Regions from separate parts of the Mus musculus genome. Here regions 2, 3, 4, 5, 6 and 7 are each linked to region 1. Evidence: chromatin loops called from intact Hi-C (ENCODE). Cell type or tissue: heart. All regions are shown on one strand.

Region 1 (4,000 bases):
CATAAAGGATCATTTCGATGCTGTTGTTTCCCAAATCAACAAGTCTAGTTCGGAATACTTACATGCCTGGTACTGAGGAAATCAGAATAGTTTAAGTAGGAATCTTATCTACAAGTAATCACTTGAACTGCAGAAACTACTGTTATTCATAGAATGCCCATCACCGTAATAATAATATGCTGTACACATCTAGCTCTAAGCTTCACTCTGACAACTTGAGTATTATATAGTGTAAACAAATGAGGAAATTAAGGCACTAAAAAAAATCAAACACAAATCTAATTTCTAAAATATCCCTTTGGGTCTCCCACACAGTCCATTTGAAGAGATTACACATTTGACAAATTTAGAAGCATACAGAAGTGTGTTCAGATTTTCACACCCAAAACCAGACCCCAGCAGGGCATGGCAGCACATGCCTTTAGGTCCCATACCCTTCAGATCTCTCCAAGTTCCAGGCTAGCTAGAGCTACAGAGTGAAGCCTAGTCTCAAAGAAAAAAAAAAGAAAGGAAGAAAGAAAGAAAAAAGAAAGAAAGAAAGAAAGAAAGAAAAAGAAAGAAAGAAAACAAAAATAAAACAAGAACAAAGCCACAAAGCCCCAGACTCTGGCTCTCACCCTATGTATGACTCTCGGCAAGTCCCATGAACATCTAGGATTTAAGTTTTCTCACCCCTGCCTAATCCTCCAGCACTCTCATGTCTATGGGTGTATATCATCTATGTCATACCTTAAGGAACAAATGATGTGGTATACGTTAAGCTATCACTGTGCATCTGATATATGGTATCAGCAAATACTAAGAACACAAACCAATGACCCTGCAGTAAACAAGGCAGCTAAAGTAGAACAGAAATGTATAAACTTCTGAAGAGAGCTTGAGTTCTCTTGAAAGCTGACTGGAACTGAAGTAAGAAGACAGCAGAGAAAGTGGCCTTCTCCAGAGACCAGAGCCACCAAAGATACTGGCAGGGGAAAAAAAAACCAAAAACAAAAAAAAACAAAAAAAAGGGAAACAAACACAACTGGGTCTCCTACTTGAAAGGCAGGCTTAGTCAAGTGTCTGGCCTTTATCCCTTAGGAATGCCGAGGAGGCTAGAATACCATAATAAAAGCATTGTGATATGGGAAAATTAATTTGGCACTGACACCGAAGATCTACTGAAAAAAAAATAAAGGAATTAATTTACATTTTTTTCTAAGTGGCACACGTTTCCTCCAAAAAGAGCACTTACACTGAAGAAAGTACCTACAATTACCACTTGTTTAGGCACTACCGTGTATCATTGTCTACTTTTATTAAGGCTGAAACTACGAAATGGTAGGCTACGAAATGGCTACCCTCTTCCTTACCCTGATTTCTACATTCCTTGATTTCAGGTTAAAGCGTATCTGAAGTCCCAAATGTTCTACAATCGGAGTAAATATCTTCATCCAGTTTTCTTTCAACGGTGTGTATCTGTTACCTGGGACGGGAATTTTCCTCGTTTCTTCTTTCCCAGTCTGCAATAAAAACATACACACTCAGGAGGCGACTGAGAGATGCGGGCCTAGGCGAAAAAACAAACAAACAAACAAACCCCCCAAAACAACAAAACAAAACAAAACCGAGAACCGACCCTTTCACCTGGACGCCCGGGCCCCGCCCCGCCCCGTCCCGTCCCGTCCTGATCCCCACCAGGAGCTGATCCCCGGAGAGCGGCGGGAAGACCGGCCTCTTCGCCGGCCGCGCCTCCTCCGTGTCCATGCGTCCGGCTTCTCCATCCTGTCCCGCCGCTGACGACTGCTCAGCCTGTCGTTTCTTCGCCCGGCGGCCCCCTCTGTGCGTGACGGGAGTAAAGCCGTCCTCCGTTCCGGTGCTTTGCGTCTCCATCTCGGCCAAGATCAATCCCGGCAAGTACGACTAGAGGAACACGTGCGTGGTTGTACAGCGCATGCGCCAGCCTCCACCAATCGATTTGAAGACACCACCCCTTTTCCTAGGCGGGGTCCATGCCAGGGGCCTAAGGCTGGATTGGTCCGCGTTTCGGAATTGCTGTCCTGGGATATGCCTGTTTGCTAATGTCTCCGTGCCCTCATACGCTCGCAGCCGAAGCATTCACAGTCTTTACTGTGTCTATGTAAAGTCGTTGTGGTAACGGCAGTAAATTAGCTTGTGCCATGTGTGGAGAAGCATCTGTTGCGGTCTCAGTAGCTCACACGGCATTTTCGGAGGCATCCAAGCCCAACTTGCTAAGGCTTCCGGGTAGAATGCGGCTAGGGAGGGACAAACTGCCCCTGATCTGTTTGCAGTCTGGTTACCAAGTTAGCGTTTGGTTGCATCTACACCATGTCCACCTTCGAGAAGCCTCAGATCATTGTCCACATTCAAAAGGGCCTCAACTACACAGTGTTCGACAGCAAATGGGTGCCCTGCAGTGCCAAATTCGTGACGATGGGCAACTTTGCCCGGGGCACCGGCGTTATCCAGGTGTACGAGATCCAGCGCGGGGACCTCAAGCTGCTGCGGGAGGTGGGTGCAGGCTTGGACCGTTTGGGTTTGCGTGATCTAGGGTCTGATTCCTCAATGCTCCAGCAGAAACAGAAAGGAGGTGACAGATTGAGAAATACTTCAAACTAGGCTCTCACTGCAGCCTCTTCCTCCCACCATCCTCCGTGCAGTCCGTTGCAAGGTTTCTGGGAAGTGAAGTTAACATTTCGTGGCAACGTTCTTGGACCTTATAGGCTGTTAGCAGTTGTCGTAGTCTACTAGTAGATATATGCAATAAACCCACATTTCATACAAGCAAAACCAAAGGAGGCACCGGGATACCTACAACAAAGTTGATGACGAACTAGTAAATACCACATCCTTTCAAGAAGTGTCAGTTCAATGCCTGATAGTCCCAGGCATGGGAATTGCAATGCCAGCTATATCATGGAGTTTATTTTCTGTTGGGGGAGACAGTCCAACAGCCAGACCAAGAATGCATACATACATGTAAACTCATCAAGATGAGTTTTCTAATGTGCAGGTCTATAAAAGTAAAAACAGATGCAGGACGAGTAGAAACTAACTAAAGCAAATTTAGAGTAGAGTATGAAGTTTCTTACAAAAAACAGCATGTGAGAAAGCTCAGTGATAATGGTGGAAGGTAGTTTATTATCTTTTTAAAAAAGAAAAACACGAGCTAGAAGTGGTGTTGCACACCTTTACTCACGGCAATCAAGAGAAAACAGCAGGAGAATTTCAGTTTGAAACCCTATCTGCAACAACCACAACCCCCGTAAAATAAAATAAAATACACATTCATAAGGGATAAGTAATGACCATTGCAAGATATGTAAGACATTCCACAGATTTGTCCTTCATTTTGCTTTAAGGAAAACAGGACACCACTGAAGGACTTTTAGGCGGATAATGCAAGACTAGATTACAGGTTTCGTATCCAGCTGCCAGTGAGCCAATTACAGAATGGGGACAATAATTGACATTTTCTTTATCCCTCCTTCCCTCCCTTCCTTTCTTCCTTTTGTGTGTGTGTGTGTGTGTGTTTTCTATGTTACTCAGCTGGCCTCAAACTGATAATCCTCAAACAAGGCTCTCAATGGGCTGGGGTTCAGGTCTCCTGCCACAGTGCTGAGTTGTGGCAAAGTAACAGTTTTATAGTTCGTTACAGTATTTAAAATGTTTCTATTTGAGTTGAATGGAACAAATTGCAGCCACACGGAGGTGTTGAGAGCTGATAAGAGGTTAGGGAAGGTAGAGGATAGATAAGCTTGCAGGGCAAGGTATGTGGAGCACAGTCCTTCCCTGAACTTTGCTGAGAGCCTGTTTTCCGGTTTAGTTCCTACTCTATAGCCAGGTATTGGACTTGGAGATTCTAAACATAGATTGATCCTTCCTGCCTTGCCTTATGTCCTTCATCTGTTGCTGGTCCAGTGGCCAGTTCAGATTATCTGATTTAGGAAGCCCCTTCTGATCTCTGCTCAAGGAACCTTTCAGTACATTCCACTCCTAT
Region 2 (4,000 bases), 260 kb before region 1:
ACTGTGGCAAGGGCACAAAGCCCTTGACCCTGGCTTCTAAGATTAAGTGGGCCTTAGGTGGAGATGTTTTTGATCCCAGTTGTTAGCATTGAATTTTATCCCAACTGGTTCCTGCCGGTCCTTCCATGTTTGCATTCCTCTGTTTTGTGTAAGAATCCAGTAACCTCTTTGTACCTTGCCGGTATGTCACCCAACTTCCCTATTTTCTTCTGTATAAAAAGTTTGATGCTCGATTTGACAAATTACATTCAGATTCTACACAATCTCATCTGTCGCTTCTGTTTGTCATTCGCCGACTCCTTGTCCACCTGCAACCAGAGACCCGTTCCACACAGATAGGAGACCCAAAAAGGCGATAGTCTGCGGCAATACTGCCCACAGTGGGCTGGGCTCGCCATAGATCTATCATCAAGAAAATGCCACCATAAACTTGCCTACAGTCCAGTCCGAGTGAGACAATTCCTCATTTGAGGTTCCTTCTTCCAAGGTGTCAAGTTGACAAAAACCAACCAGCACACACCAAATGGTGCCCCCTTCCCCCCACCCCCCCACCACCACCACCACATACACACACACCATTTCCTCTTTCCTTGTATTTCTGACTCATATCTTCTATAGAAAGCTATAGGCTTTCTTATGCCAGCTAGTGGGATGTATGGCTTTGATCGGATTGGTGTTTTTTATGAAAGCAGCTCCCTTCCCTCAGCTCTCACCCCAAGGTCTGTTCCTTCTGGTAAGTCTCTGACTTCTTATTTCAGACATTAACTGGGAATGTGAAGAAGCTCAATACACGAGGTAGTCCGCTCTTAAATGTGTCTTCCCAGGGGAGTCACAGTTTCTTGAATCCATAACAGGGGATATTGAGCGTTTCTATGTATATATATGTACATCCTGGAAAGTTCCCCAGGATGCTTTCTGCCATTAGGCCTAAGTAAACAAGTATCTCTTAGCTTCAACATCTTTATAATCAGAGACATATAGAATGTTCAAACTAAAGGCCGTAAGGGTGTAATATGCAAAAGCAGTCTTAGAGAAATACAGAACTGCACGAAAGACTGGCAAGGGGTAAATGTTGAATGCTAGCAAATATCTTCTCTGGGAACAAAACTACAATGTTCAGCTAACTTAATAACCACATAAGCTGAAAGGTTTGCAATTCCATCGTATATAGCAGTCTCGGTAGTCCTTGATATTTCACTATATTTTTGCAAGATGCTACTAGATAGAATACATACCGCATCGAGCGTTAAGCTTCCCCGGGCAGCTCCCTGGAATGTTACTATGCTAAGAAACAAAGGAAATGAGTAACACGATATTATCATCAAAAAAAATTTCAACGTGAACTTTTTCAGCAACCTTTGTCGAGCACACACCTCAGGGAAGGAGCACCTAGTCAGGTTGCAGAGTCCCCTGGGGAGAGAGAGCCTTGGCGCTCAAACTCTCGGCCGTCTCAAAGCCCTCGCTAGCTACCAAAGCACTTTGGGAGTCCCGCCCTTTGCAAGTCCCGCCCTTTGTAAGTCCCGCCCTTTGTAAGTCCCGCTCTTTTAAGTCCCGCCCATGTGCCCGCTGTCACTCAGCGGGGACGCTGGACCTTGCAGTGACTTGGGCCTCCTTTCTTTCCTTCCCTTACGGTGATGAAACGCAGGGTAAACTACCAATCCCAGAAGGCACCGCGCATGCAAATGGGTGGAGCGAGGCTTGAGAGGGCGGGACATGAAGGCCTTCCGGAAAAGATTCAAATCCGGAGGACTGAAATCGCGGGAGGAGCCGGCACCGCGCCTTTAGGTAGGAGAGGCAGCTCTGCCCTTCCCTGCACAGGGACCAGCGTGCTCAGCTGTGGTCGGTCGCTTCTCCTGCCTGTCCTCACAGCACAGGGATGTGGTTGCGCTCGCCAGGACTGGTGTGGGCTCCCTGAGAACTAGTCTTGCCCGACGATGCTCTTTCTCGGTTTGCTCACTCCTAGTGACATTTGACAGGACGGTGGATGGAGGGGCTGGAGGTGGCCCAGAGTGACCGCTCTTCTCAAAGACCCAGGTTTAGTTCCCAGTGTCCACAGAGGGGTCTTGCCACTGACTGTTACTCCATTTCGGGGATCCCACCCCCCTTTTGGCTCCTGCGGGCAGCGCACGCACTGTGTGCTGAGACTTGTTTGCAAGCAAACCGGCAATACACATACATAGAAGCAGATCTTTGAAAAGGAGGTGGGAGGACCGCAAGCTAACGCAATATTTCCGCAAGGTTGGTTCAAAAAGAGGCGACATACAAGGAATAGCTTTCGAGGCATTCAAGAGAGATAATTTAGAAGATTCCTAGTGAGATTTTTGGGAATATGACCAAGGCACCACAGAATGTTCAATTGAAAAACTTCCTGCCTCTTGTGGAATTCCTTTGACAGAAGGAAAGATTTTATTCCTAGGGAGAGCCTGGGAGAAACAGCAAACATCTGAGTGTAGTGTAACCTCCTAATAGAAACTTAGTTTCAAAGATGACACTTTGCCTTTAGTTTGTACCAGTGGTAGGAGGGGAGAAGGTTCGTTGCAAATACTTGATCTTGTGGGTTTTGTCTTGTTTTTGCACACCAAGTTGCTTTCTATTTTCTATTTCTAAAGGAAGCCCCTGTTCAGTTCAGACATTACAGTTCTAACCACAACCAGTTTGGATCATAAACAGCCTAACCAAAGGTAGTCACCATGATGTTACTAACTACAAAGACTCGAGTAGTGCATCTGAAAAGGGAATTGTTAGTCACTGAATGAAGAGATATTTAGCTATACATCAAATGCCTATTGTATCCTGATTCTCCACCACAAAAGGAACTGTAAGTATTATAAAGTAGGTAAACACAAATTGTGCTTATATTGCAACATGGCCCAGGATGATGTGTGCAGCCTTGAAGCTTCCAGAAGCTTCCACTGTGGTCCTTGAGAACATTAGCTGGAATAAGGCTTTACATCTATAGCTATATACTATTCCTAGCTGAATTATGAACTACTTAGATTGTACTTGTCACTCAGTAATAGATTTGGGGACAGTGATCCTTAGCTCATAATTAGGCACATAAGATAGATTGATTTCTAAGACACCACTCTTGAAGTGTAATTGAATATATGAGACTCCATAATTATGGTCAGGACTTCATCCTGGACTATTTTGGGTAAACTGATGTCAAGAGTATGCACTTGTCCACTACATCCAAACGGTTAAGTAGTTCTTATACAGATTACTAAAGGACCAGCAGGTTTGTGACTCTGTTAGCTCGAAGGTGAGGAAACCAATGGTAAAGCATCAGTTCACATAGAGACTTTTAATAAACACTAAAGTAGTCATTATTACTAAACTCAGCAAATGTTTGATGTGGAGAATCATTCCCCCCCCCTTTTTTTAAAGATAATGTTCTTCTAGAACAGCAAGAAACAAAACATGTAGAAACCATGATACTTGCCAAGAACTAGTGTTCAAAGTGAAGGGAATGTGTTCATGGTCTCCCATATACAGGTCAGATGTTGGCCACTTGTTTTTACGCACGCCACCTGGCAGTCTTCAAGAAACACACACGAGACACGGCATGGATTCGTCCTTGCAGATTAAGAGGCTGAAGTCAAGAAATGTAAAGTTCTTTAAATCATTCATAAACTATCTGACTCCGAGGAGGATGCACATTTTGGTCTGAAGAGGCTGAGTATATTTAACTCTGCCCTGTAGGTTGCATATGAAGACAATTGGTAAACAATGAAGAAAACCTCCAAGAAGAACAATAATTTCAAAATTCCTGGTACAGAATTGAATTCCGCGGATGCTGAAAGGGGAAAAGAAGAGAGTCAACGTAACTTTGTTGAACTACTGCCCTTGGAAGTCACTTATAAAATTTTCAGCCAGCTAGACATTCAGAGTTTATGCAGAGCTTCCAGGACATGCACAGGTTGGAATTGTGCAATAAGAAACAATGACTCCTTATGGAAACCCCACTGCTTGACCATAAGAGCTGTGTGCCAAAGAGAAA
Region 3 (4,000 bases), 700 kb before region 1:
CTTTGTAGGGTATAATAACTACTGCATTAACTTCATGTTGAGGTTTTATTGACTCGCGAGCAGAGCAGGGAAGCTGACCAAGTTTTCACACACTAGAAATATGGAAGGCACTACACTACAACTAACTTAAATATGGTATGTATGATAAGGCCTGAATAATCTCATATCATAAAGAAAAGCTTTAAGCAGCTTGCTAAGAAGGACATAAAGACAGGGCCACGATAGTGGCAGCAGTGCAATGTTCCTTTTAACAGTGTGCTAAGCAAGCGCTCCATCATTGAGCTGACTTCCAGGCCTGCAGAGATTTAGTGTTTTATCTCACTCTCAAGACCAAGATAGTATTACCTTTTCTGTCGGGTTTGGTGCATCTTTTAACCAGCCGAATTGAGTCCTTTACAAACTGCCGGCTGGGCTCCACAAACTGCATTACCTGATCCATGTTTGTCTGTTTAAAAAATAAAAGCAAAAACAACACACTCAGTAGTATTCTCTCACATATTAGGACTTATTGAGTTATACACAGAGGCAGCACAGTCCTGAATTCAATTCATAAAGAAAAAAGCTCTTCCAAGTTCATAAAGAAAAAAGTTCTTCCAAGCCTAAATTTAGAGTGGTTTTATGATATACAAGAAAGCACGAGACTCAAACAAGCGAGCACTGATCTTACCAATGTTGTTATCCTCCCTGGCAAAGGATCATACACTCATTAAAGGATTCTCTCATTACAAGATTAAGCAATAACAGCCCCCTTTCCTATCAACTACATTCATCTAACTATTCCGGCTAAGAAACCAAAAAATAGTTACGCTTAATACTACTTTTTAAAGTTCAAACTATTGAAAACTTAGGATCTACTACAACAAGTTCCAACTATGGTGTAACAAGAGCCTAAAATGGAGGCAAGAGTACACTCCAATCAAGTTGCTGGAAGTCATGCCCATATAATATATTTAAGTAAAAGTAGATTTCTTGGGGTGGGCAGACAGATGAATATTCCAAACAACAAAAATTGGCAAGATTCAGATTCTGCAAAGCCTTCAGCTAAATGTTTAGGTTTGAATATTTTGAGGTTCTTTTGAAACTCTATTAAGAATACAACGACTCTGAGAGCCACTGGTAACGGAGCCACAGTATTTGTACTCCATTTCCAGGTCTTAGAAGTCAGATGATAATTACACTCTCTAGCTAGAAAATAGAAGCCCTGCTGGGTCCCAGTTTTAAGCCGTGAACAGTGGACAAATAGCTGAACCACTTAAGGTACACACTAAGAAATCAATTCACAGCCTGATACAGAAAGCAAAGGGACGCCTGTTTTCTCGGTGTTTCATTTAGCTGTTCTTCAAATCCAACAGCCCTAAAACCACTAGACCAACCACTGCACTCGCTGTTAGAGGAGAGCACGAGTCCACTAAGACTTCTCGATGCTGACTACTGATCAAACACTTTTACTTTAAATTTCGACACCTGAACACAACTTCACAAGAGGTTCAAAGCATCAGGCTCTGGAAGCCACAAGAGACAATGAGTTCACCAACAGTGTGAGGATGTTCAGGCAGGGGATGTTCAGGGAGAAGGCTGAACCCTAGATCCAGACGCTAAGCTCTGAGTTCGTGAACTTTTGGAAACCCTCCTCCTTAGAGGTCTTGACTGGCTAATTCCATCTGAGGCTACGTAGGTAGAACCTGTGCCTGGATTTTGCCCTTTTCATAAATGAATGGCTCTCTGTCCACCTGTCCATCAGCGACCCGGCTCAGCCAACTTGTCCACAGTTCTGCAGCTTCCAGGTCCAGCTCCTGGCCTCCAGGCTTATCAAGGACGTCCTCGTGACCCCAGCCCGTGGCCCCTTCGCCGCCCCTTTCCCCGGGGGTTCCTTTGATCTCCACGACCCCCAGGCCCGCTCATCTCGCGCCCACTTAGATCCCGGCCCCAATCATCCCACCGGACGCTCGTACCTCCAGTTTCTTCACCTCCCCTGGTCCCTCCGTGTCCCTGGCCTCCCATCCCGCGGCCCCTTTGTGCCATGAACCCTAGACCAGCTTTCCCCTACCTACCACTCATGAGAAAATCCTTACTTACTGGATGGCGGATTGAGAGCGTAGAGACACGTAGCTCAGGAGAGAACCGAGCCCAACGGAACCGGAAGCTGGCAACCCACAGCCCGCCCATTCCTCCTTTCAATTGGCTCTTCACGCAGAGACGTCACTACGCCGGCGCAGTGCTACGTGTGTTTCTCCCGGCTTCCCGAGCAGAGGCCGACCTGAGCGATTCGGGTCTCTCCAGCTGAACGGGCGGGCGGTGTGGGATCTTGGTTCCCGATTGTTCGCCTCCCGGTCTCGGGCGCAGCCTCTCCAGCAGCCTCTCCAGCAGCCTCAACGTAAATCCACGAAGTGTCGCTAGTTAGTTAGTGAGTGAGTGTCTGCGCTACAGCTATGAGTCTCCCCGCTGCGCATGCAAATAATGTCACTGATCAAAAATGAAACAAACATCTCAGTATGAACGACCTAATTCAAACTATTCTCCATTCCCGGAAAATGACTTTCTGCTTATTATTCATGGGAATATAGAGGGAATTAAGACCGCCTACCTAGAACTTTCTTGTCCCCAATGAGGAATTAGATGTACTGCTGGTACTAACAGTCTCTGAGTGCAATACATTTGACATTTCTGAGTTAAGATTTGTTGCTTGGATAATCTTGATTGGCTCTATCAGTAGGCTTTGAAGAGTTTTTACTTCATTTCACGTGCAACCTCGGGCAAGTACTGTGAAACAGATTACAATACTTTGCTTTCATATGGAGCACAAACCATAATTCTACCATTAGTATCTAAAAGACCTATAAAAATTTTCTTCCAATCACTAAAAAAGATACAGCAGGTTTGCAAGTGTCATGAAGCACTACCTTGAAACATTAGTTCTTTGCTATTTGAAGGAGTTGTTTTTGTATATTCAAAATGAGCAATTAGAGTTTCTTTTTTTAACTCAGCTTGCAGCCATATATTGGGAAGTGACAACTGTCAATCTGGCATAACTTGGCCTTTGGATATAAAAGGGGTTAATGCAGCTACTGTATTATAACATTCTTATGTTTTTCGTGGTTGTTTCAGTATAAGTACGCATCTATAAATCTATCACTTGAGAATAGGAGGTGTGTAGATGTTCCAGGTCACCCTTAGCTACATAGAAATTTGAAGGACAGCTTGGGTTATATGAAAAACGTCTCAAAACAAAACAAATATATATATACACATTCAAGCCCAGGATTAAACACTGCAAAAAGATAAAACAGGAGAGTGATTCATATATTAATGATGTTTAAAGAAACACAGAATCCATAAGAATTCAGGAGAAGTGGAACTGAGTAAAACAAAAAAATATGATTTTTAAAACCACTAAAACAGGGCAGCTAAATATAGGTGACAAACTTCTAGCATACTGTGAAGGATTATCCAAATTAGGTTACTTACTGGCTGGGTTTTTGTGTCAACTTGACACAGCTGGAGTAATCACAGAGAAAGGAGCTTCAGTTGAGGAAATGCCTCCATGAGATCCAGCTGTGGGGTATTTTCTCAATTAGTGATCAAGGGGGAAAGGCCCCTTGTGGGAGGTGTCATCTCTGGGCTGGTAGTCTTGTGTTCTATGAGAAAGCAAGCTGAGCAAGCCAGGGGAAGCAAATCAATAAGAATGATTGGCCTCTCCATGGCCTCTGCATCAGCTCCTGCTCCCTGACCTGCTTGAGTTCCAGTCCTGACTTCTTCAGTGATGAACAACAGTATGGAAGTGCAAGCTGATTAAACCCTTTCCTCCCCAACTTGCTTCGTGGTCATGATGTTTGTGCAGCAATAGAAACCCTGACTAAAGCTGGGCATGGTGGCGCACGTCTTTAATCCCAGCACTCGGGAGGCAGAGGCAGGCGGATTTCTGAGTTCGAGGCCAGCCTGGTCTACAAAGTGAGCTCCAGGACAGCCAGAGCTATAAAGAGAAACCCTGTCTCAAAAAACC
Region 4 (4,000 bases), 160 kb before region 1:
CTTCTCCATCACATGGCTCTTTCAAGACATCTAGTCAAGGATTTGTTCTCCTAATACACCTGGATCTTAGAAAGGTGGATCCACAGGAATTGTGCTAAAGAGAGGGAGGAATAACTGCTTCTTTAGTAGGGAAATCTACTTTACCTTCCAGGTTCCATTCTCTGTGCAGTTGCTCAATGGCTACCACAAAACTCTGTTGGGTCTGTTTACCTTTCTAGGAAAGGCATAATTTTTTTCCTCTTTCTTCTCTTCTTTTCCTTTTGGATGCTAGTCAGAGCCTACATATGCTTTCTCTGGTACTATGGGCTTTTCCCCTTTCTCTCATGCTCCCCTCACCACTTATGAAGCTACATGGCTGACCTCAAAGGATCTTAACTTAAACAGCATAGATTTTCTTTCTCTTCTCCATCTTCCTCAAGATTATAGCTAGTCTGCCCTAGGACTTTTCTTTTAAGTTAAAGGTTGCTCCCAAGATTCAAAATAAATGATAAAACTATATAGACATTATTTACAATTAGGTTTGCACCTCTTTGCACTCACCATAGGTGAATCATTATGAATCTAAATACTTTTAGATGTGGAAGAATTCACATATGACCATAGTTAAAACACAGCAATAATTCAAGTCTCTCAACATTTTGGGGACATGTCTGATGTTCCAGGTGATGTTTTGTGCATGTTGAAGATTTAGTAATACGTAAAATAGAGAAAAAACCCACCCTTGTGTTTCAAATCCTGTGTTTCCACTGCTCATCATGCTTGTAATTAAGTCTGAGCATGGGTTAGACAATGTAAAATATGATGCACCTTTAAAATAGTTGTATAGCAACTGTAGTTTCGATATGTGAGAATTCATTCAACCATTCTTTATGCTGCTGGGTCTTTTTTCAACCATTCATAGATTGGCAGTCCATTTAGGTTTTGTTTTGATTTTTTTGCTAACAGTTACAATAAACACCAATACCTCAGAATCATTTTTATACATATATATATATAGCTTATTAACTAAATAAAAGTAGCCTAACCTGTGTAAGTACAAAGTTGCAAACAACCGCATCTGTCCCAATGGGAGGCATCAATTGTATCCTGCATTTCCCAGGTATGAGGTGGAGCCTATGGTACTATCCACCTGTGTGGTGCTGAAGAAGGAACTCATTTTTCTCCGTCAGGAACTCATTTCCATGCACCTAGTCTCCCTTTGCTGCTTGGCATCTTCAACTGTCAACCACCATCTATGAGAAAGCCTTTCAAAATCATATGTAGCGTGCAAGCGCAGACTCTGCACTGTCATATGAAATGTTCTGCAGTAGTTCTTTGACTCATCCTTCTTAGACATTGTCACTACACCTAACTCACCAGACTACCTTACTTTTTACAGAGTTGGTCAGACTCACCCTTCCAGATTTGTGTGTGTGTGTGTGTATATATATATATATATGATTGATTATAGTGTCAATTCTAAGCCAAGATATGTATAATGAAAATGAAAATAGGACTCTCTCAACCTGTCCCTGCTCCCCCTTTCTCCCTAACCGCATCTGTCTTTCTATCTCCACCTAATCTAGTGTAATTTCCACTCCACGTGAGATGAGCTCTGCCTTCGGGGCCATTTGTCCTTGCTCTCAGTAGGATGCACTCATTTCCTGAAATTTAAATCATTAGCTAGCAGTTTCCTACCCCGTTTCCTGCCACTTGCCTCCACTTCCCCTCTCAGTCACTTCACACCAAACCTCAGCTCAAACCCTCCAGAAAGTGAATCTACATCCCTTAGGGCCTAGACTCTGGGGTCTCAGCTCCTTGTTGTAGCAATTAATCTTGGTCCCAGGGCCTCTCCGCCCCATCCTCCTCGCATCCGGTGCTGTTCTAGGAGGAGCCTAAACGTCAGTCCTGCTGAAGGGGATTGTGGTGCGTAAACAAGATTAACTCTCTAGCCCCCAGCAGTGCTGATTTGCGGGGCAGCCTGCCAGTCCAGTCACTGCGAGCCCTCGCGTGCGTGCAGGGCCCTGCGTGGGGAGCGGGGGATGGGGCAGCCTGCTGCCTCCATGCTGTCTCTTGGGCCGGCTCCTTTTCTGAGTGTAGTGGAGGGCCACAGCTGCTTCTCAAAATCTGGGGTGGACAGAGGCGACCGCTCCTAGCTGTGGCCTGCATCCATCCGCTCTCTCTTCCTCCCTGCTTGTCCCCTCCGCCCAAAGCGCCGCAGCAGCTCTCTCCAGCCTTCACTGTCCACCACTCCAGTCTCGGTTGCCAACTATGGGGGACCTACCCGGACTCGTGCGCCTTTCCATCGCGCTGCGCATCCAGCCCAACGACGGCCCTGTTTTCTTCAAGGTGGACGGGCAGCGTTTTGGCCAGAACCGCACAATCAAGCTGCTCACCGGCTCCTCCTACAAGGTGGAGGTGAAGATTAAGCCCACAACACTGCAGGTCGAGTGAGTGTGGGGCGTGCCGGGTGGTGGCAGGGCAATAACATCCCGGGTATGGGAGGAGCATGGAGGCTCCAGGGCATCCCTATCCTCCACTGGGCCCTTCTAGTCTCTCGAATGCTCAGCAGGACCTGGAATGAGGGCAAGAGATGAACGCCCTGCCCCTAAGCTACTCCCCCTCCTTGAGCTTGTAGTCTTACATTCCTGATTCCTTCCACCCATTTCAGTAAATCCCTTTAAATCTGCGACAAGAATCCAAGGTTTGGAGGCTTTTGCTGCTGTTGTTGTATTTTAGGGTTTGCTTTGTTTTGATTTCTTGTAAATCTCTCTTTAGTCTACCTACAACAGAGAAACATAGGTAGACAGGGTGGGGACGATGGTAGAAAGACATGGAATGTTTCAGGAACCACAATCCCGTCTCTCCTCTGCTGGATCCTGCAATCTCTCCTGCTTCTGCTGACAATACGGAAGTGGAAGTGGGAAGAGAGGCTGAGGAGTGAGTAATCTCAGTGGACAGATGGTCCCTGGGTTCCCAGAAGGATGCTCTCCAGTTCTCCCTTCCAGGGTTAATGTCAGCGGAGGCATCAGGCACAAATTAGAGGGCACTGCCTGTGCTGGGCTCACCTTTATGGATTTCATACACTGTGCCTTTTCTTTCTTTCCTGGCTGAATTTTTCAGTCAGCCTGGTCAGCCTAGTGTTGATCTCTGTGGTGGTTAACAGCATCTTCACAAGAAGACTGTAGAAGAGAATGGTGGCAGTTAAAAAAAAAAAAAAAAAAAAAAAAAGATCACATATGGGTCTTAGTTTCTTTTCCTATGGCTGTGATAAAATACCCTGACAAAATCAGCTTACTGAAGAAAGGTTTTGTTTGCCTCAGTTTTGATGTTAGAGTCCATCATGTCAAAAAGTCACGGCAGCTGCAACTTTCAGAGCCGAGACCAGAGAGCAGTGAACTGGGGCGTGCAGGTCAGCGCTCATCTGCTCCTTCCTTTCCATTCTGTCTAGAGCCCAGCAGCACACTTTTAGATGGGGTTTCCAACCATGATTAAACACAATCAAAAAACCCCACACAGATATGACCACAGACTAACCCGGAGAGACAATTCTCATTGAGAATCCCTTCCCAAGTAATTTTACATTGTGTCAAGTTAACAATTGAAACTGTCACAGGGTCCTCCTCTACTGGCTCACCTTTCACTCAAGCACTGTGTCGTCTAGTTTGTAAGAAGGAATAAAGCAACATTTATGACCCTAACATACTCGAGGGAAGAAGAGGCTTTGAAACAATCAGATACTTTCAGTTAGTTTGAAGTAAGTAAACTTATTTTATTTAGCTCGCTACACATAAAGATTTGTAGCCACACTTGGACTGTTTCTGGTGTTCACACACACACACACACACACACACACCTCCATCTCCCAGCTCCCTGTACCCATTGTCCTCACCGTCCCTAGTTGTCCCCGAACTTGTGTCCAGGCTTTCCCCCCTCTTATGCCCTGTAGAATGTTGCCCTCACTTTCACAGTTTATTTTCCCTTTCTTTGGGGGTAATTTTCTAGATTTCAAGCTAATCTG
Region 5 (4,000 bases), 51 kb before region 1:
ACACTTACAGAAGATGAAACAGGTAGAGCAGGACATACCCTGACCTTTATTTTCTATCTATTCAAAACCTGACTAAAATAAATAACATAAATACGTTATCTTTATCACATCTCTCCTACCAACTTATCTTTTCCTCTTAAATATAACTTCTTTCCATGGACTTTATTACCTACTGTAGTTTCACTTCTATAGTAAGGCAACTGCCACCATTACGGACATACCCTTACTACATGGACAACAGGGCAGTCTGTCTCGTAGTATTTCTCTTAAAGGCTTCTTTCTGCACCAGCTGCAGGGCAACCTAGAGGTAGTGTCTGTTGGAGTGGGAAGCAATCCCCCACTCTTGTCAGTGGCTCCCAGGACCTAAGCTGCAGCTAGCTTTGCTTCTCCTATTTTTCCAACTGCGCGCTTGACTCCACAGTGTAGACTTGCCCGTGCCTCGCCATAGTGACATGGTGTCACCCCCCAAGAGCGACACAGCCCTGTGGCAGGTCCTGTCATTCTCCCCATTTTCTCCTCCCAGGAGTCTTCCTCCTGCCGGCCTTCCTTCGGTCACATGACAGGAAGCGCGGCTCTCCCAACGTCAAGACGTCTGCCCCCCCATCTCCATGTCCCCCGGCGCACGGTACGCAAAAAGCGCTGGCGGAGCGCTAGCGGGGCTCTGCGAGCAATCCGGTTGGAGAGCGTGTGCACGGCAGGGCGCGGGTTCCCGGATGTCAGCCTCCCGCAGGCTCCGCCCCGCCCCGCCCCGCGCTCGCTCCGCCCTCTGCGCGCCCTGTTCCGTGCCTTGAGGTTGCGGTCAGCGCGAGCCGCTGCAACGAGTCGGGGCCGCCTGTGAGCGTGAGGCTGCAACCCTCTCCTCCCGCCGACGCATCTCCAACCGGGACTCCGCCCGCCTCGCTCCGGGCCCAGGCCCCGTTGCACCCCGCCCGGCGCCGGACAGCAAAGCCGCCGTCGCCGCGTCCCGAGGATCCTACAGCCGCCGCCAGCGCCGCCCGCCGAGCAAGATGGTGAGACCTCGGTTCCCCGGTCGCGCGAGGGAGGGCCCGGGGCGTCCTCTCGGATAGAAAATTCCAGAGGCCTGGAGGGTGCAGGTGCTGGGTTTCAAGTCCTCGGCTACTTGCGCGGCCCCCGGCTCTGCGCGCTCCCGGGCCGCTGCAAGGCCCTTGCAAGCCCCCCAGCCCCTGCGCGCCTCCTCCGGGCCTCCGCGCGCCCCCCGGCCCCCTGCAAACGCCGGACGTCTCCGCGCTCCCCGAGATTCGCCGCCCCCGCCCTCCGCACGACCCTGGGCCTCCGGGCGCCCACAGAGCCGCCGCCCCCGGGCTCCTAAGCCCGTGGGCCTCCGCGCAACCCCGGCCCCGTCGCCTGTCTGGCTCGTTCGGCCTTTTCTGAACCCCGGTCCCGGGGGGCTGCGCCCTCGCTACCCTCCTCCACGTGAAACCCACTTTCCGCCCCCAGATGGGTTTCCAGGTTGGGTTTTCTGAAATCCGGTGGAAATGATAGTGTGCGGCAAATGGCGCTTTATGTAAGACCCACTTCTCCAGAGTTGTGCTTCCTCCCACTCACTCCGCATTTTCCAGCAGCGAGCCTTGGCAGGGATCCTTCCACTTTCTTGCCTTCTTCGCTCGTTTTCGCATTTATCTCTCTGCTGTTTGCAACCGTAGGGGATTTTTTTTTTTCCCGAGGCCGCTTTTCTCTGCGTTGGTGAACATGAAAGGGCCAGCGTGTATATTAGCTAAGACACCGGGCCTAGAGAAATGCTCATATTGGTTTGTTAATATTTTCTTAGTATTTTTATTTCTGTTTTTCCGGTGCTTGTGGTAGTTGTTTTTGAACGATGGCGATTTAAATTTTCCCTTCCTTACTTTCCTATTAATCCGTAGGTGGAATTCACCATGTAGTATTTCTGGCTGACGCTAGGGGTGTGCCTCCTGCCTGTCACCATAGCCAAGAAATCTATGACGCCTTTAGCTTGTTACCTTACTGGTTCTGTAGCTTCACTGGGCCTCCGTTTCGTCTTTGCAATCAAGAATTGTGTTCACAGACAAACATAGCTGCACTGCGAGTTATATGTCATTTAGTTAAACAGGATACGGGATTGTGACACTTACTGTAAACATCTTTTCAGTACATATCAAAGAATTTCAGGCGGATTTGTGATACTTAGACTCTTTAATTGTACAATACCCCCTCGCATGTAAGATTTAAGTGCTTCAAATGTGCATTGTTTACTGCAGTTGAAAACCGATTAGGTGGTGGTGGTCAGAGAAACTGAGGTTAAATATTCGAGTAAGTCAGCTTTTATTTGAAATATCGGGTTTACTGGCATCGTTAAGACCCACTAGAGGGGCAGCTTTATTAAAGTGGTTCATGATTTTGGAATGTAGAGGATTTTTTTTTTCCTTTATTTAGGAAGCTGTTCAGATGATTTGGCTCCTTGAAGGTTATAAAACTTAGCCTTTTCTACACCATTGAAGAGCATTTAAAAAGATCGTGTCTGTTCACAATAGAGTTGTAATACTTTGAAGTTAGGAATGGCACTTAATATTTTTTTGTTTGTTTTGAGGCTGTTTTTCTCTGGAGCTCATTGGCTGGCCTGCTTCAGTTTCAGCTCTTGCGATGTATACCATCCCCTTATATCAGAGTAACTGATGAAGAGGCCAAGTTCAAAATAGACCTCTCTTCCATCCTCAAGCTTATACTTCAGATGGGTACCTCAGGGCAGTTAAGAAGTTTATTCTTGTATCATCTACAAACCTGCCAAACTGGGATATTTTGTAGCAACACAGTAACCGAAGCTACGAAATGTAACGGAATTTGGGAGCTGACAGCTTTGGGCCTTAATGGAACTTTGTACGTGTTTATTTGAAGATCGGGGTCTATTGCAGTGATTTTTTTTTTTTGAAAAAAAATTAATTTTAACTATGTATATATGGGGGAAGGGTGTGTGGACAAGAGTGCAGGTGCTTTAGGAGACCAGAAGAGAGCTTAGATTCCCTGGATTCTGAGTTACATGTAGTTTTGGATTTCACATAGGTGCCAGGAACCAAACCTAGTTTCTGTAAGTGTGGTGTGCGCTCGCTTGCGCTCGCTCTCTCTTGCTCTCTCTAGCTCTCGCTCTTGCGCTCTCTCTCTCTCTCTCTCTCTCTCTCTCTCTCTCTCCTTATTCTAATTTGTACTGATGGTACTAAAAATTAGGCATCTGTGTTGCATGTTCTTTCCCAAGGCTGTTCCCTCAGACCATTGACTTTTTTTGTTGTTGTTTATTGAGACATGGTTTCTCTGTGTAGCACTGACTGTCCTGGGCCAGGTTGGCTTTGAACTTACATACATCTGCTTGCCCTTGCCTTATGAGTGCTGGGACTAAAGGGGCATGCACCACCACCATTGGACAGCCCACTGACCCTTAAATTCCTTATCTTTTTGTGACTATTTCCTAGTCAGTCCCAATATTTTAAGATTCATTTTATAATATCTGATGGGTCATTATTATTTTCTTGGGTTTTGTGTGTGTGTGTGTGTGTTTGGTTTTGTTTTTTTCTCTGGCTTCCTTTAAAACTTTCCCAGTTCACATTTGCCATTCTCCGTCTTTCCAATTCTGCCCTGACATAGGGACAGTCTTGGTGTGATCCATACCATATTGGTTTGGAAGTATCAAGACCATGTGAATAACTTGGTTTAGCCATATGGAACATTGATTAACTGAAAATATGTTGGGCTTCATGGTGATCTGGGTAATTTTCCAAGCTAAGCCTGCATTTCTGGAAAAATTCATTACCTTAAGAATAGCTAATTCTTAGTAGATACCACAGAATTGTTAGATTTTCATAATGGATTTTGTAGTTTTAATTTATTTTCTGATTAATTTAAATGGTATTAAATCTCTTATGGAGTTGTCTGTATTCATGCACACTTGGATGTATGTGTCTGCTTGTGCATGTGTCTGCATGTGCATATGTCTGCATGTATGCTCATTCACAGCCTTGTAGAGGTCAGAGGT
Region 6 (4,000 bases), 130 kb before region 1:
CATGGGAATCTCAGGTTTTATTTCCTGCTTGATAAAATAGATAAAGCCTAATAATAGGCACATACAGTATTTTAGTTTACTTCATTTGTTTTGGATTGTTTTAACTTTCAAAATGGGTATGGTTTTGAGTTTTGTGTTTCTATTATTCCTCTGGGAGAGAGGTCTAAATAAAGGGTTTTCGGAATACTGGCCCAAGGATAAGCTGATTTGGGAAAAAGGTTTTGTCTTTGCATTTTTAGAAAAGGTGTCTATCCACTTTCCAGAGTTGTAGGGATCATATATGTCGAATACACCTTCCAGAGTTATAGGGATCATATATGACAAAGTGAGGCCCCCAGAGGATTAGAGTCCAGAGAATCATTAAAAAAAATTTATCTTGATGATAGTAAGATTTTCTTTTGAGACTTCTATATTACAGAATATACAGCCTTGGTGAGTCTCCTTGTGAGACATGCTGAACTGACCTGCTTGAACTTCTGATGTCCTGGACTTTCAGCTGGATCCAGTCAAGACACAGACATCAAAGACTAAATCAATCGTTGGTGTGGCCTTTTTCCTACCCTTCAAAATATCTCAACACCCATATTGAGCTTGAAGAAGTTATGAAGAGCTGTTGACCCATTTCCCTGGGCTTTGGGGCCAGAGGGGGTTATTATAGGTTGTCTTTCTGGGGAATGTAGAAATGGTCATAATTGGAACACGGAGGAATAGCTAGACTTGATTGCATAGCCATAATCTCATTTGGTAGAAACATTTTTAATTGTTACTAGGTTGATGTCATACTTTCTTATTTTGGTACAGAATTGTTTTGATGCAAAATCAAGGTTTTCATTTTTATAAATTCCTTCTATTGATACAAAAATTTTAAACTACAGGACTTAGACCCAGTCCTTCTATAACTGTTATTATAAAAAGATCTGAAATGTTTACGTCTGTGAGTTAAGGGCCAAATAACAAATTCATGACTCTGAGTTTATAGTTAGGGTGTTTTCAGATATTTTAATTAGAAATAGCTGATAGTAGTAACAGAGAACAGTCCAGATTAGTTTACATAGATACTTAGTTTTCAAAAACGTCAGAAATCCATAGAATGTGGCACGTGATATTATTTAATGCTTCATGACTTCCTGACTTACTGGGGCTGTATAGATAGGCAACTGTCTCTACAGTTTATCTCAGCTCTGGAAGCTGTGTTAGGCTTCCTATATATTTTCAGTTAATGTTGGTCATTTTCAGATTTCTGAAGGGGTTGAAAAACTACTTATTGTCTCATCGCCAGCCCAGGCTATTTAACATTGAGAGAATAGATCTGAGAGGATGGTTTTCAGATGGCATACAATCTAAAGCCAGGACATAAGTCAAGGTACAATCATAAGTCTTTTAATTTAGGAGAGATGACAATGTCCTATCTTAATGACATAAATGAGGGACTGGGTGTTAGGTCTATCTTATACTTTATAAACTACAAAATGGTAATAGTTGTTCTCTGTTTGTATTTGAGAGAAAGGTTTTGTTTTTTATTAGAAAAGAAAGGGGGAAGTGTTGTGGGTGGGCCTGGTGCTGTTTGTATTTATATGCTAATTCTGCTCTCCTGGGAGGGGTTGAAGACAAGGAGTGAGTCACATATCCAGATGACTTCTTGTGAACCAATCCCCTAATGAATAAAGAAGCCAATCGCTGGGTGAGTAGGCTGGAATTCTAGGTTGGACAGAGGAAGAGGAGGAGGAGGAGAGAGAGGCTTTTGGAACGGGATAGCATAAAGACAAGATGTACCTGCCAGAGTTTCCTGGTACTATGATGGATCCGTCAAGATTTGCCACCAGAGGAATCAGATTTAATAGGACTTACAAGATAAGGTTTTAGTTGTTGCGCCCAGAGATTGAGTTACTGTTGTTTCTGAGGAAAAAAAAAAGTGTCTACACATCTACTAAGCAATCAGCATAAGTTTGTCATTATCTTTGTTCCTTACTTTGTGACAACTGCTCCACTGGTGAGATAATGAACACAATAGCAAGAGGGCCTCATACGGGAGCAGACAAGTACACCACCAGCAGTCAGACTTCATTGCCTGCTCACAGGGCTTCAAGGAACGTGGCACAAAGCCTATACTGCACATGATTCCATAAGAAGGAATTTCCTCCTAAAAAATAATATCCTGCCTTCTATATTATCACTTACTTGAACATGAAACACCCTACTATGTTGGGGAAAACTCAGCTTGAGATTTTGTTTCCTTTCGTATGAGAGTATGGTGGTCCCCACCTGCAATCCCAGAACACGGGAGGATGAAGCAAGAGGATCGTAAGTTCAAGGCAGCCTGTGCCATATAGCCAGAGCCTGTCCCAAAACACCAAGAGCACACAAGGTTAATGGAAGTATTTATAAAGGGTTGATTTATTACAGAACTAAATTTGGAAGCCTTTCTTTCACCAGTAAATAGCTAGCCTGCAATGAGTCTATGCTGCCACCAGGGAACAGCAATTCCCCAGCTTGGGACTAATAAAGAGCTCAATGTATTTCTCAGTTAGCACGTTCAACTATAATAGCAACTACTACATTTGCCAAGTGAAAGCACAAGCCTGTTTCTAATTATCATATTTTAAAAGTCTAACTTCAGTTATTGGCCAGACATTGACCTATTTATAAAGGTGGGGTTTTCTCTGGAATGTGAAGCAACCTGAAGGCAATAAAAGGGGCAAAATGGAAATCTTTATAAATATTTGATTTATAAATTTTTATAAATAAATATTATAAAATTAAAATTTATAAATATTATATTAATATTATAAATATTATAAAAATAAATCTTTGTAAATCTTTGATTTATAAATGTTGTGTTTGTGAAACAGTAGTGTCCAGCCTGTAAGTGATCGCAGAGCTTTGGAGTTTGTTTGGAGCTTGTATGTAGTATCATGATGCTTGCAATAATATGTGCTTTCTGAGGGAAGAGGCTTCACTGCCAATTGGAAGCCAGTCAACCCAGGACTGGAGGAAATGTGGCAAGTCTAACCACATATGCCTCACACAGAGGTGCTGAAAGAGCCTGGGTAAAAAGCCAGGGCGTGAGCCCCACTAAGACCCCTTCTGAGCTCACGGTCACCTCAGTTTAATCTAGTCTAGAGTTTTATCAAAATCATTTAAAAATCTATGACTTGAACCTCTCTTTGTTTTTAAAGTGGTGTGTGTGTGTGTGTGTGTGTGTGTGTGTGTGTGTGTGTGATTCCTGCAGGTCCAGAGACAAGGTAGACTCAGAAAGGTGGATGAGTGGTGTAAATGAAGCAATAGGAAATCTTAACAGTTCATCTGCCCTGCTGAATGAGTGCTCCTGGCATCTCCTGTTCTACTTAGTATTGGACTCCAGCCCAGTCTCTCTGGCTACTTTTCTCTGGTTCTCCTCCTACTCCAAAATATAAGTGCTCAGCTATATCAAGTAGCTGAGTCGTAACTTTGTCCCTCAACCACCTGGGAGAGTTATTTTTATACAAGTTGTAGTCACTCTTTTCACTTCCAGCCTCAGATGGCTGTCTCCCTAGAAGCCTGAGGAATGAGGCCATCCTTTTAATTGGGGTGATGATGAAAGTACTCTGAAGCAAGGGCAAGGGTAGGAATGCATGGGATTTATGCTCATTTCCTGAGAAGCCATCTATCCAGCCATGTAAAGTGCACAGGTCACACATGGGAACACAAAACATGACAAAAAGAAAGATTCTGCCACAGATGTGGCACAATCTGTTCACTACAGACTGTTCCCTGTAATGGCCTTTGACTCTGAGGTTAGACACAGTTCGGCCATGTGCACTGATCCAGTTTCTGGCTCTTAGGAAATTAAAAACAGAACAAGTAGAGGAAAGAGGACAATCTATAGAGATTAGTTACAGGCAGAATATTTTTCTTTTTTACAGAGAAGAAGACAAATATCACAGTAAGTCAAAATGCGTACTAGTAATGTCCATTTACAGTAGAGATGTAAATTTCTCTGAAATCGAGGAGTAGCTACAGA
Region 7 (4,000 bases), 240 kb before region 1:
CCCTACATCCTGACACTAGTAACACATAGGTCAGCTGACTAGGCTCCTGGCTGGAACCATGAGGAAAGTCAGGTTCAATCTATTAACTGAATTACTTACTGCTCCTTTCTTCTCTTTCCCCTCTTTTCTCCCGGGCCATTGTTTTTCTACTGTCACCAGTTTGAACTGAAAAGATTAAGTCTGCCGTATGTCCATTCTTCTCCATGAGGCTCTACCCTCCTCATGGAACACAAGATGGCTACCTATGTGATGATGTGCTATCTCATCTCTAATCCACCACACCTCCCTAACAGGAAGGTGCTGCACCTTTTTGTTTTAATTTTTATTGGCATTTACTATTTGTATAAACTAATGAGTTTTGTTGACATTTCATACATATAATACACTTTGATGATCTTGAACCCCCTAGCACTTCCTATTCTGCCCCATCCCCCTTCTCTCACCTCTGAGCCCTCCTGGTTTTGTGTATTGTTCCTTATTTTAATTACTGTTACTTGTTACATACACATATAAATGTATAAATGCATCTTCTGAGTCCATTTCATCTTGCTTATATGGACTGCCTGGGTAGTTGGCTAGGGTTACTGTATCAGACTTGAATTTCCTCTATTAAGCAGGCCAAAAATCCAATTGTTGTTGGACCAAACTATTAGTTAACACCAAAATAGGATATCTTGCTGTGCTGGTCATTATACATATGAGTATCACAGCTGAGTAGGACTTTTGAATGTTTTTTTTCCCCTTGCATAGCACTTTCTAGCACTTTAGGAGCGAGTCCTAGGGGAGGGGGCTTCCTGGTCCATTCCAGCTCAATTGCTTCAAGTCCTATGTCCAAATTCTGAAATGTCTTCAGCAGTAAGGACATACCTTCAAATTCCAGGGGGCAAGCAAAAACAACCACACTAGCCCATATTATTTAGCAGTCTCTTGGACTCCTCTTACCAACAACTAGGAAAGTTTCTTATTCCTAGTACTGAGATTTTGTTGGATCACCCATACTAGCATAACTCCTCCATACACTCTGTGTGTGTGTGTGTGTGTACATATATGTATTATGTCATGTGTAATTTTGTACATAATATATATTATTTGTATTCCCCTATAGCTTTTTAAAATATCCTCAGTTATTTAGCCCTCCCTCCCTCATCTCCCTTTTATTGCCCTCTCTCTCCCTTCCTCCTCCCTCTCTACCTCTCGTTTTTTCCCATTTCCTCCTTCATAGCACCTGTCACCTGCTGTGATAATAAGGTATTGAGGATAATGAACGTGTACTATGTAATGTATGAAGTGTTATAAGGAAACACTATTTTGTACAATTAATAAAATGAAAAATATGGAAAGATTTATAAAAAATATTTTTATTATGGTAAAAATAAATGTTATCCATTTTCTCTTCTGCTTTTAAATCAGAAGAGAATAAAAATGAAAAGATCTTCCAAAAACCTAGTCCTCCAGACTAGCTCCAAAGCACACTGGACATCATCTTTAAGATGGTATTTCATCAGCCGCCAGCAGAGGGAACAGTATTTCAACTGAATCCCCAAGAGCTTGAATGATAGCTGAGTGTTCCTCATTCTAGCCATGTATGCTGAAGGGAACATCAGATGCTTTAAAGTTTTCACTGCAGATTCCACAAGATAGACCATCGGGTAAAGGTGCTCACCACACATAAAGATGGAAGGAATCACCTCCCCTGACTTCTGTGCATGCCAAGGTTCAGACACATACGTTTACTCACACACACACACACACACACACACACACCACATATACAAATAATAATAATTAAACAATTTTTTCTCACTGTTTGCCTTACTTTTATAATATAGATTTATAAATACTATACTTTATGCAAAGACTGGTGTTACATATCTATATGAACAGCAATAAAAAGATGCTCATTTTCTTTCACCTAAATGAAAGCAAGGAATTCAGAGAGAGAGGTAAGAGTCTCCTGAAGGGGCTGCTGACATTAGGACACCATGATACCTAAACATATCCCTTGTGAAGCAAAAGGCACTGTGTTCAGACATACAATTTGAAAAAAAAAAAAAACAAAAACTTGATGATAAACATTGAAAACATTCTCTCTAAAGTGTGAATAGCTTTACTCTCCCAAATGGAAGGAATCTACCACGGTGTTGTGGATGGAAGCATCAGAGGTGGGATTTCGGTGCTAGTCCCTTTCAGAAAATCTTTTCCTTTTCCAAGAAAGCTGGCCTGATGTGTGCCTTAGTTTTCTCATTTCATAGTAACACTGTTTTGACTACTAAAATGTTCTATTGTAACTTTGAACTTTTATAGCAAAGATCTCTGATAAAAATACTGCAGTAACTTCAAGTTGTCACAAAAACCTGTGTTCAAAACTGCACTTAAAAGTGATTATACCACAGGAATATCCTAGCCACAGCAGTTATAGCAACTAGCAATCGGAAGATTCCTGGTCAAATTAGTGTGGCTTTAAAAAATGTTTCGTTTTAGAGACTATAATTACATCATTTTCTCCTTTCCTTTTCTCTCTCCAAACTGTCCCATATATCCTCCCTTTCTTTCTTCACAATTCATGGCCTTTTTTCTTTAACTGTTTGCTACATACACATGTATATTTGTATATGTATATACATGTATATACATAACAACCTGCTCAGCCCGTATAGTATCGCCTGTAGGTACATGCTCCATACGCCTGTCCATTTGGTGTTGGATAACCAACTGGTGACCTCTTACCTGGGGAAGACTATTCCTCCCGCTGTCAACATTGCTTAATTGACTGTAGTTCTTTGTCTAGGGTTGAGGCCTTGTAAGCTTGCCCCCTTCCACATTAGCAAGTCCATTGATGTCCTCCTTGTTTAGGCAGCCCCACATGCCATGGAACAGGCACACACATAATAATAGTAACTTTTATGAGGGTTTTATTTTAAAGGGCATTTGCCTCCATGCTTAAGTTTACTCCAAGGTTATTCATTCTCTGTTTGTCTTCCCCCCTCTCTCCCTATTCTTTCCCCTCCCTCTCCCTCTTTAAAGGGAAATGAAAATGTTTTAAGGTAATTGCAACTGTTTCCCTGATTTTTTTTTTCTTAGTGTGCCTATCATTGGCATTTTGGAAAGCTCCTGATTGTCATTAATTTTCTTGTTTCTTGCCACTTTATCAAACATACTGGTCAGCTGTAGGAGATTTCTAAGGGAGTGTTTACAGTCTCTTATGTAAAGTGTCACAACATCTGCATGCAGGGAAAACTACATGTTTGCTGTTTGTTTTCCTTTATTTCTCTCTCATTGCAATAGATAGAACTTTGTCTTGGCTAGTTCTTGTCAGCCTGACACAAACGAGATTTATCTGGAAAGAGGAACCTCAGCTGAGAAAATGGGTTCCTGTCCTCACTTCCTTCTGTGGTGCAATGTGATATGAAAGTGGGACTTTTGGTTACGGTGTTTTATCACAGCCATAAAAATCCTAATGAGAAAAAATTTGGTACCAGGAATAGCATTGTTGTGACAGACCTGACCATCTTGGTTTGGGGAGTATTATGGAAGAGTTTGGAACTTCCCACTAAAAAAGTCATTGGGTGATCAGAGCTTACTGGACTGCTTGGGTGTGGGCACGGGTGGGCTTGGAAGGTGACAATGCTGGGTTCTCTAGAAGAACAGAATGATAAAATGAATTGATATTAAGAAGGGATTTACCGGATTTAATTGTACAGTAAGACCCAGGTAGTCTAACAATGACTGTCTCATACTGGCACAGGCAAGAACCCAGTAGTTACCCAATCTACCAGGATAGGTGTCTCAGGAGTCCCAGTCTGGCATGAAAGGCCTGAAGGATTCCAGAAGAGCTACTGGTCTTCAGGCTATACTGGGAACCCAAAGAAGTTGGTTCTCGTATCAGTGAAGGAGTGCAGCAGCAGTGAGATAGGTGGACTTGTCAAAAAGAGTGCAGACAAGCAGGCAAAGACAGCACTTACTTTCTTCCATGACCTTTTATCTGGGCTGCCACTAGAAG

What was found. Hi-C counts contacts between places; a loop is a spot of excess contacts. Peaks named below come from ENCODE experiments on the same cell type or tissue, not always from the same donor. Only the 100,000 strongest peaks of a DNase experiment are listed, where the experiment ranks them.
Region 2: a loop joins it to region 1, with 6 times the contacts of the local background. A loop is called at or near these places in 6 of 42 quality-filtered maps.
Region 3: a loop joins it to region 1, with 5 times the contacts of the local background. A loop is called at or near these places in 6 of 42 quality-filtered maps.
Region 4: it touches region 1 in a loop (2.2-fold over the local background); 2 of 42 quality-filtered maps call a loop at or near these places.
Region 5: it touches region 1 in a loop (7-fold over the local background); 20 of 42 quality-filtered maps call a loop at or near these places.
Region 6: it touches region 1 in a loop (3-fold over the local background); 10 of 42 quality-filtered maps call a loop at or near these places.
Region 7: it touches region 1 in a loop (2.6-fold over the local background); 8 of 42 quality-filtered maps call a loop at or near these places.

Annotation. Positions count from the first base shown.
Region 1 is chr11:17,209,636-17,213,635 of GRCm38, forward strand. It overlaps Pno1 (partner of NOB1 homolog), which reads right to left and starts at 1,954. Exons shown (of 7, transcript NM_025443.2): 1 at 1,678-1,954; 2 at 1,353-1,502. The coding sequence starts at 1,872. Wdr92 (WD repeat domain 92) reads left to right here and starts at 2,258. Exons shown (of 8, transcript NM_178909.4): 1 at 2,258-2,511. The coding sequence starts at 2,329. In heart, no CTCF peak of the experiment used is centred here; a DNase peak (open chromatin) is centred at 1,946; H3K4me3 peaks cover 3,019 bases; H3K27ac peaks cover 1,554 bases.
Region 2 is chr11:16,949,647-16,953,646 of GRCm38, forward strand. It overlaps Fbxo48 (F-box protein 48), which reads left to right and starts at 1,764. Exons shown (of 4, transcript NM_176982.2): 1 at 1,764-2,818; 2 at 3,496-3,607; 3 at 3,703-4,000. The coding sequence starts at 3,730. It overlaps Eldr (Egfr long non-coding downstream RNA), which reads right to left and starts at 1,636. Exons shown (of 4, transcript NR_110425.1): 1 at 1,374-1,636; 2 at 1,236-1,284. In heart, no CTCF peak of the experiment used is centred here; a DNase peak (open chromatin) is centred at 1,625; H3K4me3 peaks cover 2,233 bases; H3K27ac peaks cover 2,319 bases.
Region 3 is chr11:16,506,028-16,510,027 of GRCm38, forward strand. Sec61g (SEC61, gamma subunit) reads right to left here and starts at 2,457. Exons shown (of 4, transcript NM_011343.3): 1 at 2,077-2,457; 2 at 346-445. The coding sequence starts at 2,166. In heart, no CTCF peak of the experiment used is centred here; a DNase peak (open chromatin) is centred at 2,204; H3K4me3 peaks cover 2,438 bases; H3K27ac peaks cover 1,840 bases.
Region 4 is chr11:17,049,920-17,053,919 of GRCm38, forward strand. It overlaps Cnrip1 (cannabinoid receptor interacting protein 1), which reads left to right and starts at 1,940. Exons shown (of 3, transcript NM_029861.3): 1 at 1,940-2,429. The coding sequence starts at 2,251. In heart, no CTCF peak of the experiment used is centred here; a DNase peak (open chromatin) is centred at 1,912; H3K4me3 peaks cover 1,445 bases; H3K27ac peaks cover 829 bases.
Region 5 is chr11:17,158,533-17,162,532 of GRCm38, forward strand. Ppp3r1 (protein phosphatase 3, regulatory subunit B, alpha isoform (calcineurin B, type I)) reads left to right here and starts at 766. Exons shown (of 6, transcript NM_024459.2): 1 at 766-1,010. The coding sequence starts at 1,008. In heart, CTCF peaks have their summits at 673 and 1,909; DNase peaks (open chromatin) are centred at 689, 1,379 and 1,959; H3K4me3 peaks cover 2,429 bases; H3K27ac peaks cover 1,721 bases.
Region 6 is chr11:17,080,661-17,084,660 of GRCm38, forward strand. No RefSeq gene overlaps it. Among named protein-coding and RNA genes, the nearest start is that of Cnrip1, 31 kb to the left of the region's middle. In heart, a CTCF peak has its summit at 2,456; no DNase peak of the experiment used is centred here.
Region 7 is chr11:16,966,485-16,970,484 of GRCm38, forward strand. No RefSeq gene overlaps it. Among named protein-coding and RNA genes, the nearest start is that of Fbxo48, 17 kb to the left of the region's middle. In heart, a CTCF peak has its summit at 1,509 (motif pointing right); no DNase peak of the experiment used is centred here.